Linked DNA regions of Homo sapiens: regions 1 and 3 are each linked to region 2. The links are chromatin contacts, found by Hi-C in ENCODE. All regions are on one chromosome and are shown on one strand. The core of a region is the stretch at or near the end of the contact, and the rest is flanking DNA. Distances in the headings are between cores, read along the strand shown. Region 1 holds the start of CRTAP (cartilage associated protein). Region 2 overlaps TRANK1 (tetratricopeptide repeat and ankyrin repeat containing 1). Region 3 overlaps CMTM7 (CKLF like MARVEL transmembrane domain containing 7).

What was found. A loop is a pair of places that touch in the nucleus more often than their neighbours do. Pooled maps may share reads with other maps.
Region 1: a loop to region 2 is called in a pooled map, with 2.5 times the contacts of the local background. The contact joins the promoter of CRTAP here to the enhancer-like site in region 2. A Hi-C loop is called at or near these places in 4 of 50 pooled maps.
Region 3: a loop to region 2 is called in a map with no recorded cell type, with 4 times the contacts of the local background. The contact joins two enhancer-like sites. A Hi-C loop is called at or near these places in 2 of 37 single-sample maps with no recorded cell type and 2 of 50 pooled maps.

What each region holds. Positions count from the first base shown.
Region 1 is chr3:33,112,508-33,115,734 of GRCh38, reverse strand. It overlaps CRTAP (cartilage associated protein), which reads right to left and starts at 1,721. Exons shown (of 7, transcript NM_006371.5): 1 at 1,187-1,721. The coding sequence starts at 1,657. RefSeq lists an enhancer at 19-1,010 and silencers at 962-1,151, 1,592-1,891.
Region 2 is chr3:36,891,466-36,894,679 of GRCh38, reverse strand. It overlaps TRANK1 (tetratricopeptide repeat and ankyrin repeat containing 1), which reads left to right. Exons shown (of 24, transcript NM_001329998.2): 6 at 1,696-1,779; 7 at 2,340-2,478. Among named protein-coding and RNA genes, the nearest start is that of TRANK1, 52 kb to the left of the region's middle. Within about 2 kb of position 1,484, at least 13 of the 41 ENCODE cell types and tissues checked have a DNase peak (open chromatin) inside an H3K27ac peak, as active enhancers do.
Region 3 is chr3:32,434,856-32,438,246 of GRCh38, reverse strand. All of the region lies in intron 1 of CMTM7 (CKLF like MARVEL transmembrane domain containing 7), which reads right to left. Among named protein-coding and RNA genes, the nearest start is that of CMTM7, 45 kb to the right of the region's middle. RefSeq lists an enhancer at 951-1,632. Within about 2 kb of position 1,751, at least 5 of the 41 ENCODE cell types and tissues checked have a DNase peak (open chromatin) inside an H3K27ac peak, as active enhancers do.

The DNA.
Region 1 (3,227 bases), core at 472-2,971, 3.8 Mb after region 2:
TGAAAACAAAGTTTAAAAACAAAAACCTTCTACCTCAAGAGTCTAGGATATGCCATGAATCTATTTTTGTAGTAATTTTAAAAAACACAATATATTCCTTTTAAAATCTTTCTCAGAGAAAGTAGAAACTGGGCTTTGAGAGGGCTCTTTTAGCCAAACCCTGTGAGGACCCACCAAGCTAGAGCCTCTTTATCTAGTGACAGGGAATCTAACCATTCTTAAAACTTGTGGGTCCTCGGAGTGAGAACCCATAGGATAGAGAACTGCAATTTGTGGCTATTTTTAGCCAGCAATCACAGAGAGAACTTAAGCAGCCATTAAAAGGAGGCAGTGAACTGTGTTAAATTCTAGATGAAAGAGAGAAACAGCGGAGAGGGCCAATCCTGATGACTCACGGTGCACGAGTTCCCCTTTAAGCAGGGATGTGTCCTTGCAAGGAGTCCCTGCCCTTCCCTGGCCTCAATTTCATCCTCTTTAAAAGGAACTAGTCAGCTGGGTGCAATGGCTCACGACTGTAATCCCAGAACTCTGGGAGGCGAGGTGGGAGGATCACTTGAGTCCGGGAGTTCGAGATCAGCCTGGGCAACGTGGCGAAACTCTGTCTCTACAGAAAATACCAAAAAATTAGCTAGGTGTGGTGGCGCGCGCCTATAATCCCAGCTACTCAGGAGGCTGAGGTGGAGGATCACCTGAGCCTGAGGAGGTCAAGGCTGCAGTGAGCCATGATAGCGCCTCTGCACTCCAGCCTGGGCGACTGTGAGACCCTGTCTCAACAAAAAATAAAAATAAAAGGTACTTGTCGGCTCCTCAGGTCTTCTGCTTTATTATCGCAAGTCACCGCTCACTTGAGAAAAAAGGCGACTTTAATGGTATATACAGAAAAGAGGCGTCTGCCCTCAAATAACAGAGAACATTTATCAGGCACTTTGTTGGGTGCCTGGCGCTGTACTGCGTTCTGTGTACGTATTCTCTACCTTAGAGTTACCCTTCAAGAAAGGCATTTTCATCTCTAGTTGAGATGAAGAAGGAGACAGGACTTGGAGGAGACCTTTGGCAGGGCTGGATGGGAGGGAGCCAGGTCTAGAACTGGAGGGGCAACGCGGCCCCGGGCGCAGGGGCGGGGCTAGGGCCTGGAGGCTGGGTCAGGGGCGGGGCCGGGGCCTGGGACGGGGCGAGGCGGACTTGCCTTGAAGTAAGCGAACTGCAGGAACTTGTAGGGCTCGCGGCGCTGGAAGTCCGCCAGCACCTCGCGGCTGGGCTGGGACTGGCGGAAGGCTGGCAGGCCCTGCTTGCAGCGCTTGAGGCAGTGCGCGCGGCGCAGCAGGCCCCCGAAGAGGCGCAGCTCGGGATAGCTGGCGAGGCCGGCGGCGGGCTCGGGCTGCGGCGCGGCGCTGCAGTTGCGGTGGCAGAAGGCCTCGCTGTCGCGCAGCAAGCGGTGCAGCCGCAGGCTGATCTCCAGGTAGCCCACGCTCTCGGCCCAGTGCTCGCCGCTGTACTTGTCCAGCGCGTGCCGGTAGGCCGACTCGAGCGGCATCAGCTCGTCCCGTGGGAAGCTGCGGAAGCTGTAGCGTTCGTATTGGGCGCGCCCGGCGCGCAGCGCGCAGGCCACGCACAGCAGCGCTAGCAGCGCCGCGGCCCCCCGGCGCCCCGGCTCCATCGCGCCCGGCGAAAGGAAGGAAGGAAGGGACGAAGGAAGGGAAAAGGGGAGGGAGAAGGAAAGGAAAGAGGACGGTGCGACGCGGCGGGCCCAGTGCTTTCGGGGCGGGGACGCCAGCCTCCGGCCCGCCCCGTCCGGCCGCCCCTCCCCACCCAGCCGGGGGATCTGGGCGCCAGCTGCCAGCACCTAGAGGGTGCCCGGGAAAGGCGCGCTGCGCACTGGTTCACGCAGGCTGATGCGCATGATGGGACTCTGCCGCTCATTCACTTGGAGACCCGCCTGCAAGGCCGACGCGGCCCTAATAGATTATATACATCGGCCCTACGGTCTATATAATCTACGATCTTTATATTCGTTTGGAGGTTTGTGAAAACGAAGATTCCTGGGCTGTGCCCCCAGAGTTTCTGATTCAGAAAGTCTGGGGTGGAGGTCTGACGATTTGTGTGTTTAACCAGCACCCTGATGAGGCTAATGCTGCGGGCCCAAGGGCCGCACTTTTAATAGCACTGCCCAACCTTAAATTTTAGTGAGAGAAAAAGACAGTGCAAAAATAAAATTAATAAGGATGTCAGCACTTTGTAAACTGTATAGCTAGTCAGGTTGAAGATGTGCACACCTTATGAATCTGCAACACCATTCGGTGGAATATGCTGGAGAAGCTTGCGCGTGTGCATCAAAAAATATGGATGGAATGTTAATGGCAGCACTTTTAAAAAATCTTTAAACTTTTAAATCTTGAAATAATTTACAAGAAAGCTGCAAAAACAGTACAAAAAGTTCCTATATACCCTTCATCAAGATTCACAAGTTGCTAACGTTATACCACATTTCTATCTTTACATTTTTTTCTGACTCATTTGAGATAGGTTGCATGTATCAGGCCCACTGTCCGTTAGTCTTTTTTTTTTCTTTTTTTTTTTCCTTTTTTTTTTTTTGAGACGGAGTCTCGCCCTGTCACCCAGGCTGGAGTGCAGTGGCGCGATCTCGGCTCACTGCAACCTCCGCCTCCCGGGTTCAAGCAATTCTCCCTGCCTTAGCCTCCCGAGTAGCTGGGATCATAGGCACACACCACCATACCTGGCTAATTTTTCTATTTTTTACTAGAGATGAGGTTTTGCCATGTTGGCCAGGCTGTTCTTGAACTCCTGACCTTAGGTGATCTACCTGCCTCTGCCTCCCAAAGTGCTGGGATTACAGGCGTGAGCCACCGTGCCCAACCCCTTAGTCTTTCAGTATGTATGTCCTAAGAATGAAACTACCAGACAATCAAATTTAGGAAATTTAATACTGATAGAAGACTTTAATCATGTTCCATTTCCGGTTATGTCAGCTGTTCCAATTATGTCTTTCATGGCACTTTTTTCTCTTAGGATGCAGTCCATCCGTGATCACTGTTACATCTAGTCTATTTCATATCCTTTAAACTGGTTCCTCGGCTTTTCTTGTCATGCCGTTGTCATTTTTGAAAAATATAGGCCAAAACAGCAATGAGATACCACTACAAAATCCAAAACACTGACAACGTCACATGCTGACAAGGATGTGGAGCAACAGGAACTCTCATTCATTG
Region 2 (3,214 bases), core at 235-2,734:
GAATGAAATCTGTGGGGCTCTCTTGTCATGCACTGACAATTATGTGTATAGTTTCAGGGGGTTCATGGGAAACCTCCTGGAGTCCAGCCATGGGCTCCCTGAAGCTTACCCCTGTATTAAAAAATCTTGGGAGGGCAGGCAGCAGGGTTGAGGAAGGCAGACTGAACTCTTGGGGAACCAGTAGTCAGAAATCCAGGGTCCCATTAAAAGACATTTGAGATATTTTCTCCTGGGATAAGGTAGCTGGCCTAAGAGATTTATAAGGATCCTTCCAGCTTTATTTTTTAAAAAGTTTTGAAATTCTGTGATTCCAAGTGCTAGGGTAGATCTGTGAGCAGGAGGCCTTAGGCCTCATTAGCAGGAAGATAGTTTAATTTACTGCACTCAGGGAAAGAACCTTGTCCTCTCTTCCCAGTGTGGGGTGGATATGAATAGAGCTCCATGGCCTAGGCAGAGAATGAGAGAATGGGAGACAGGCAACTCCTAATAGATTATTATCCCAGCCAGTCAAGGGAGGGCCCAGGAATCCAGCCCAAGTGGCAGGTCCAACATCCTACCTGCAGTGAGGCTCTGGTAATTCCCAAATACTGCAGACAGAAGCATCTTTTAAAAGGCCAGCAATCTGCCCACTAGAATGCTGAACTTATCATGTGGGGTTGAGTGTGGGCAGCGAGGCTTGTTTAGGGCAAAAAGTTAAGAATGGGCATCACAGAGGTTGCAGTGAGCTGAGATTGCACCACTGCACTCTAGCCAGGGCAACAAGAGTGAGACTCTGTCTCAAAAAAAAAAAAAGAATGGGTATCAATCTGAAAGAAACTAGAAGTGAGATGTGGCCATGGGCTCAGTTCCTGTGGTCCTAAGTCCACTGGCAAAAGCCATACATGAGAGAGGCTGGAGCTGAGACTGGGTCTCCAGTCATGGTCATAACAGAGCCGGGAATTCTTAGATCTGTTAGCATACCTGAATGATCTCAGTAGGGGCTTCTCAAGATGTGCTGTGAGACCTGTGAAAACTGGCTTAACTTCTCTGGGATTTAGTCTCTTCAGCAACTTTAGATAGGGTCAGTAGTTTAACAACTGGGTCTCTGAAAAGAAAAGGTCCCGATTTGTAGCATTTGCTAACTTTGGTAGTATAAATACTCTCACCATGGCCAATTTCCAGCTACTAATATGACATACAAGACTTGGAGTTAGGAGGAGATGTGCATCATCAACTCAGTAGCTGATAGGAGCCGGCTGCAGCACACCATTGACAGGGTCTAATGGGCTCCAAGTACTTGGGGCTTTTAAAACGCTGATGTGAGGAATAATTGATTGGGATGGGATATTTCTAAAGGATTTGAGTCTTCCACTTGCTAAGCCTTAAGAACTTGGCAGGGAATTACTCTTTTTTTTTTGTAATCTCATTGCAACTATGCTGTGAAATGCTACATGACATCATCTGCTCCTGTCCTCAGCAGGCTTTGAGGAAGTGTGGAGGGGCCTTAGTCCTCAGCAGGAACAGGAAGTTGGCTAGACAGAGACTTTAATTGTCACAGCAAATAGCTGAAAAACTTGGCAAGCACTTTAAAAAAAGACAAGGCTAGAGAGTGGTTTTTTTTTATTTGCTTGTTTTAAAGCTTAAAATAACTTTTTTGCTTTAATAACCTATGTGGAGAACATTATTATTCCAGCCTTTTCTGTCTTCTCCCACCAGTCATTTCTGCTTCTGTCAGCAAAAAAAGACCGATTACCAAGAAATATTCATGTCCCAGAGTTATCACTGAAAAGTCTCTTTGAGGTAAGGTGATATATATATCTATATATATCTATATATATATATATATATGTTTTGTTTTGTTTTGTTTTGTTTTGAGACTGAGTCTCGCCCTTTCGCCCAGGCTGGAGTGCAGTGGCATGATAGCTCACTGTAACCTCCTCCTCCTGGGTTGAAGCAATTCTCCCTGCCTCAGCCTCCCGAATAGCTGGGATTACAGGCGCCTACCACAGTGCCCGGCTAATTGTTGTATTTTTTGGTAAAGATGGGGTTTCGCCATGTTGGCCTGGCTGGTCTTGAACTCCTGACCTCAGGTGATCGGCCACCTTGGCCTCCCAAAGTGCTGGGATTATAGGCGTGAATCACTGCGCCTCGCAAGGCGATTTCTTGAAACATACACTTCCTTGTGTCTTGTACTTTCTCCTTCAGCTGCCTTACCACAAATTTGTTATTTATAATAATCCTAGGCTTGGACCACAGCTAATCCAAGTTTTACTGATTCCATACTTTATGGGTAAAGGAGTTTGAAGCTTCATATTGATTAGTGACTTCCATAATTTGTCCTGTGTGTTTTTTTTCCCCAGAAATACGTTTTCATTGGACTTTATGAGAAGATGGAACAAGTGCCCAAGTTAGTCCAGTGGCTCATCTCCATTGGTGCAAGTGTTGAGACTATAGGACCGTATCCCCTTCATGCCCTCATGCGACTCTGTATCCAAGCCAGTGAGTCTTCTCCCAGTTTTCCACCCTCCAAGCTGCCCTTCTAGCCTAGTTCTGGAACTCTGTTGAGCTCAAGTGAAACTAGAATTAAGCCACTTGAATGCAGACCATTTGAATATTCAAATGATCTGATTATTCAAATGAATGAAGCAGCAGGAAAATAGTATCATTTTTATCTTTCCTGGCACCTAGTAGCTGCAGGAGGTCCAAACGGAAAGGATTCTGTGACTCTAGGCAGATCCTGGCAGGAGGATGGAGCCCTGGGACCCATGGAAGGGACTTAGGACAGACAGCTGTTGCTGGGCAACACTCCCAGGAGACCTGCAGAGTTTCCTCCTTCCGGCATAGGCAGCTTTGGTCTATTTCTCTCGGTTCATTTTCACTCTAGGGTTGACGGCTGTGTTGTGGGACACAGAACATAGTCCCTTGGCTGGGGGTATCCCAAGGGAGACATGAGCTGTTGCTGATACAGTTTGGCTGTGCTTCTTTTAAAGGACTGCTATTTTCATGAAATTCTTTTTTAAGCTTTGCCATCTGGTTATAGGCTTTAACTTTAAAAATATTTTTATTTTATCATTAACACACACATATGCACACACTCACACTTTAGATAGAAGTTTGTTTTTCTTTCCAAGCACACGTAGCAGCACTGTGGGACATTCACCCATAGCAGTTTAGTGCCAGAAAGGGCCGAGAGAACTTGTCTAGTCTACCTCTTGTAGGCTGTATCATCTCCCCA
Region 3 (3,391 bases), core at 502-3,001, 4.5 Mb after region 2:
TAGTGGGGAAAAGGCGCTGGGGTGTTTATCCCTGCCCTCCTCCCGCCAGCTCCAACCCTCTCAGGTGTCTTCGTGTTCCCAGTTAGAAAAGCAAATGCACAAACACGCCTGAATTCAGAGAGGACTGGAGGTAGGGGTTCTGACTTCAGGACGGAGTGAAGCAGCTGGGAGGCTCCTGGAAGACAGATGTTTCTGTGTAGAGTAACTTCAAAGTGATGCTGTCCAAAGGGTTCACTTGCCTCTTAAGGTGCCTTCTAGCTCCTCTCGTAACGGTTTGTTCTTTTATATTGAACTGTCATAAAAATAAAATATCTAACATAAATGTCCAGGGGTTTATTTTATTTATTTTATTTTTTTGAGATGGAGTCTCACTCTGTCGCTAGGCAGGAGTGCAGTGGCAACATCTCAGCTCACTGCAACCTCCACCTCCCTGGTTCAAGGGATTCTCCTACCTCAGCCTCACAAGTAGCTGGGATTACATGTATGCGCCACCATGCCCAGCTAATTTTTGTATTTTTAGTAGAGACAGGGTTTCACCATGTTGGCCAGGAGAGTCTCGATCTCCTGACCTTGCGATCTGCATGCCTTGGCCTCCCAAAGTGTCGAGAGTACAGGCGTGAGCCACCGCGCCCGGCCTATTTTTTTCTTTTGAGACAGAGTCTCACTCTGTCACCCAGGCTGGAGTGCAGTGGCGCTATCCCCACTCACTGCAACCTCTGCCTTCTGGGTTCAAGCGATTCTCCTGCCTCAGCTTCCTGAGTAGCTGGGACTACAGGTGTGCACCACCACGGCCGGCTAATTTTTATATTTTTAGTAGAGACAGGGTTTCACCATATTGGTCAGGCTGGTCTCGAACTCCTGACCTCAAGTGATCCACCCGTCTCAGCCTCCCAAAGTGCTGGGATTACAGGTGTGAGCCACGGTGCCCAGCCATGTCCAGGGGTTTAAAAGTAACACTGCAAGAGCCCTCAACTCAAAGCAAGGGTCCCACAGACCAGCCATGATACCACAGAATCACTGGAATTAGAATTCCAGATAAGAAACATCACTCCCTGGAACCTGTGTCCTTTCTGACTCCATTCTGTCAGAATTCTTACTAGAAAGAAGACATGATTTTTTGGAAGGAGCAGAGGGTTTAAATTTCACAAGAGATGAAGGAAGCTGACATGATCTGAGAAAAGTGATGGTCCCCTGAGGACTCTGGAACCAAACTAGTCTGGTTGCAGCTTGAGTGTACACCCGCAACCAGCCAGGTGCCAGAAAGTTTGCCCAGGTTCTCAGCCTGGCTGAGCATCCTTCCAGAAAGAAATGAGATTTTGAGGTCTACGATGAAAAATCTCTACAGAAAACTCAAGAGGCAGTTTTCAAGAGACGTCGGCTTCTGATTGGGCTGGGGAGGTGTCTGGTGGTCTCAGGACCCTGTCTCCTGCCACCCATGCTTGGGAACATTTCCTCAGCAGACCTGAGCCCTCGTGCCTCTGCCAAGTCTGGTCCACTGAGTGTGCCTGTGTCTGGCTAAAGATGGCACCAGACACCTTTCCTTTTGGAAGCCCTGGACTGGATGCTGGTAGGTCACCCAACCCCACTGTCCCTGCATCTGACCTTGGAATGATACTTCAGTGAGAGAAAGCAGGAGCAGGAGAAGTAACTGATGAAAGCTAACATCAAAAGCCTCAGACCCAACTCTAAGAGGCTTTCCAGGAAATCCCCAGGAGATGAAAGCCAGGCTTGTTCAGAAAGTCAGAGATGCAGATGAGGATGCAGTGCCTGGAACCTGCATTTGTAAATGTTAGTGGGCCCATAAATGACTGCTTGGCAGTGGCAGACAGGAAGAGGAATGTGGTATGCTCCCAACTTTGGCTGAATTTTGCACTGAGTGTAAGGAGATTCACCCGTGCCTCCCTGTTAAAGTCACCATCATCTAATAGCCTTTGTGCAATCTCATTGACACCCACTGGCTGAGAAACCTGCCCCATGGCTTCCTCTAGGTCCTGTCTCACTCACCAACATCAGAATCTTGCTCCAGAGTCCTGCCCATGCTCCTATTCCCCCCAGCACATAGTTTTGTTTTGTATCTATAAATGAAAATGCCATAGAAACCCAAGGGAGGGAGAATAATCTAGGAAATATGTCCGGGGTCCTGAGCTCCAGGCCTTGGGCAGCTCAATGATGCACCACTGGTTTCTGAATGTAACTGCACAGCAGAGTCACCTGTTTGCAGCATACCGAAAACCAGATTCTATGTTTGTCCATGCTGGGGGTAATTCTGGAAGGACACATAGGAAGCTGGTAACAGCACTTGCCTCTGGGGAGGGGAAGTGATATTTAGTAGTTTTAAAATCCACTTGTTTTGTTTTCTTATATTGTAAGAATCACATATTAAGTTTCAAAAAAGCAGTTTTAAAATGATACATCTTAGAGATCTTTAATGTCATACAAATATAATTTTACCTTTTTCTTTTCATTGGCTATATAGTATTCCCCAGTATGGCAGTGGCTTTATTTAACCCAGGGTTTCTCAACCTTGGCATTACTGACATTCGGGGCTGGATAATTCTTTGTTGTAGGTGGCTGTCCTATAGGTGGTCTTATCACAGCATCCTGGCCTTTACCTACGAGATGCCAGCCTTTACCCACTGCCCACTTACAACAACCAAAAATGTCTCTAGACATTGCTGTAGGTCCCCTGGGGGGCAAAATTGCCTCTGGTGGAGAATGACCTACTTAATCTTTTATTGGTGGGCATTCAGCACATCTCCAGTTTTTCATTAATACAAACAGCGCTGCAAAGAATTAGATGTACTTCTTTGTATCTGTATGAATATTTCTTTCTTTTTTCTTTTGAGATGGAGTCTCTCCCAGTCGCCCAGGCTGGAGTGCAGTGGCACAAGCTCCGCTCACTGCAAGCTCTGCCTGCCGGGTTCACACCATTCTCCTGCCTCAGCCTCCCGTGTAGCTGGGACTACAAGCATGCACCACCACGCCCGGCTAATTTTTTTGTATTTGTAGTAGAGATGGGGTTTCACCGTGTTGGCCAGGATGGTCTCGATCTCCTGACCTCGTGATCCACCCGCCTCGGCCTCCCAAAGTGTTGAGATTACAGGCGTGAGCCACCGTGCCTGGTCTCTGTATGAATATTTCTGATAGACTCCTAGAAGTGAAATTACTGAGTGAAAGCATATGCACGTTTAAGATTTTGTTGTTTATTACCAAAATGTTATCCAAAAGAGATACCTGTCTCCCTCCACAGGGAATCTTGCCAACACAGATTAACAGTATTTAAAAAGAATGGAAATAGTATCGTACTATTTAAATTTTCATTTCCTTAATTACTAGTGGATTGGATATCTTTTCATATGTTTATTGGCTACTGCCTTTTCACGTTCTTGGC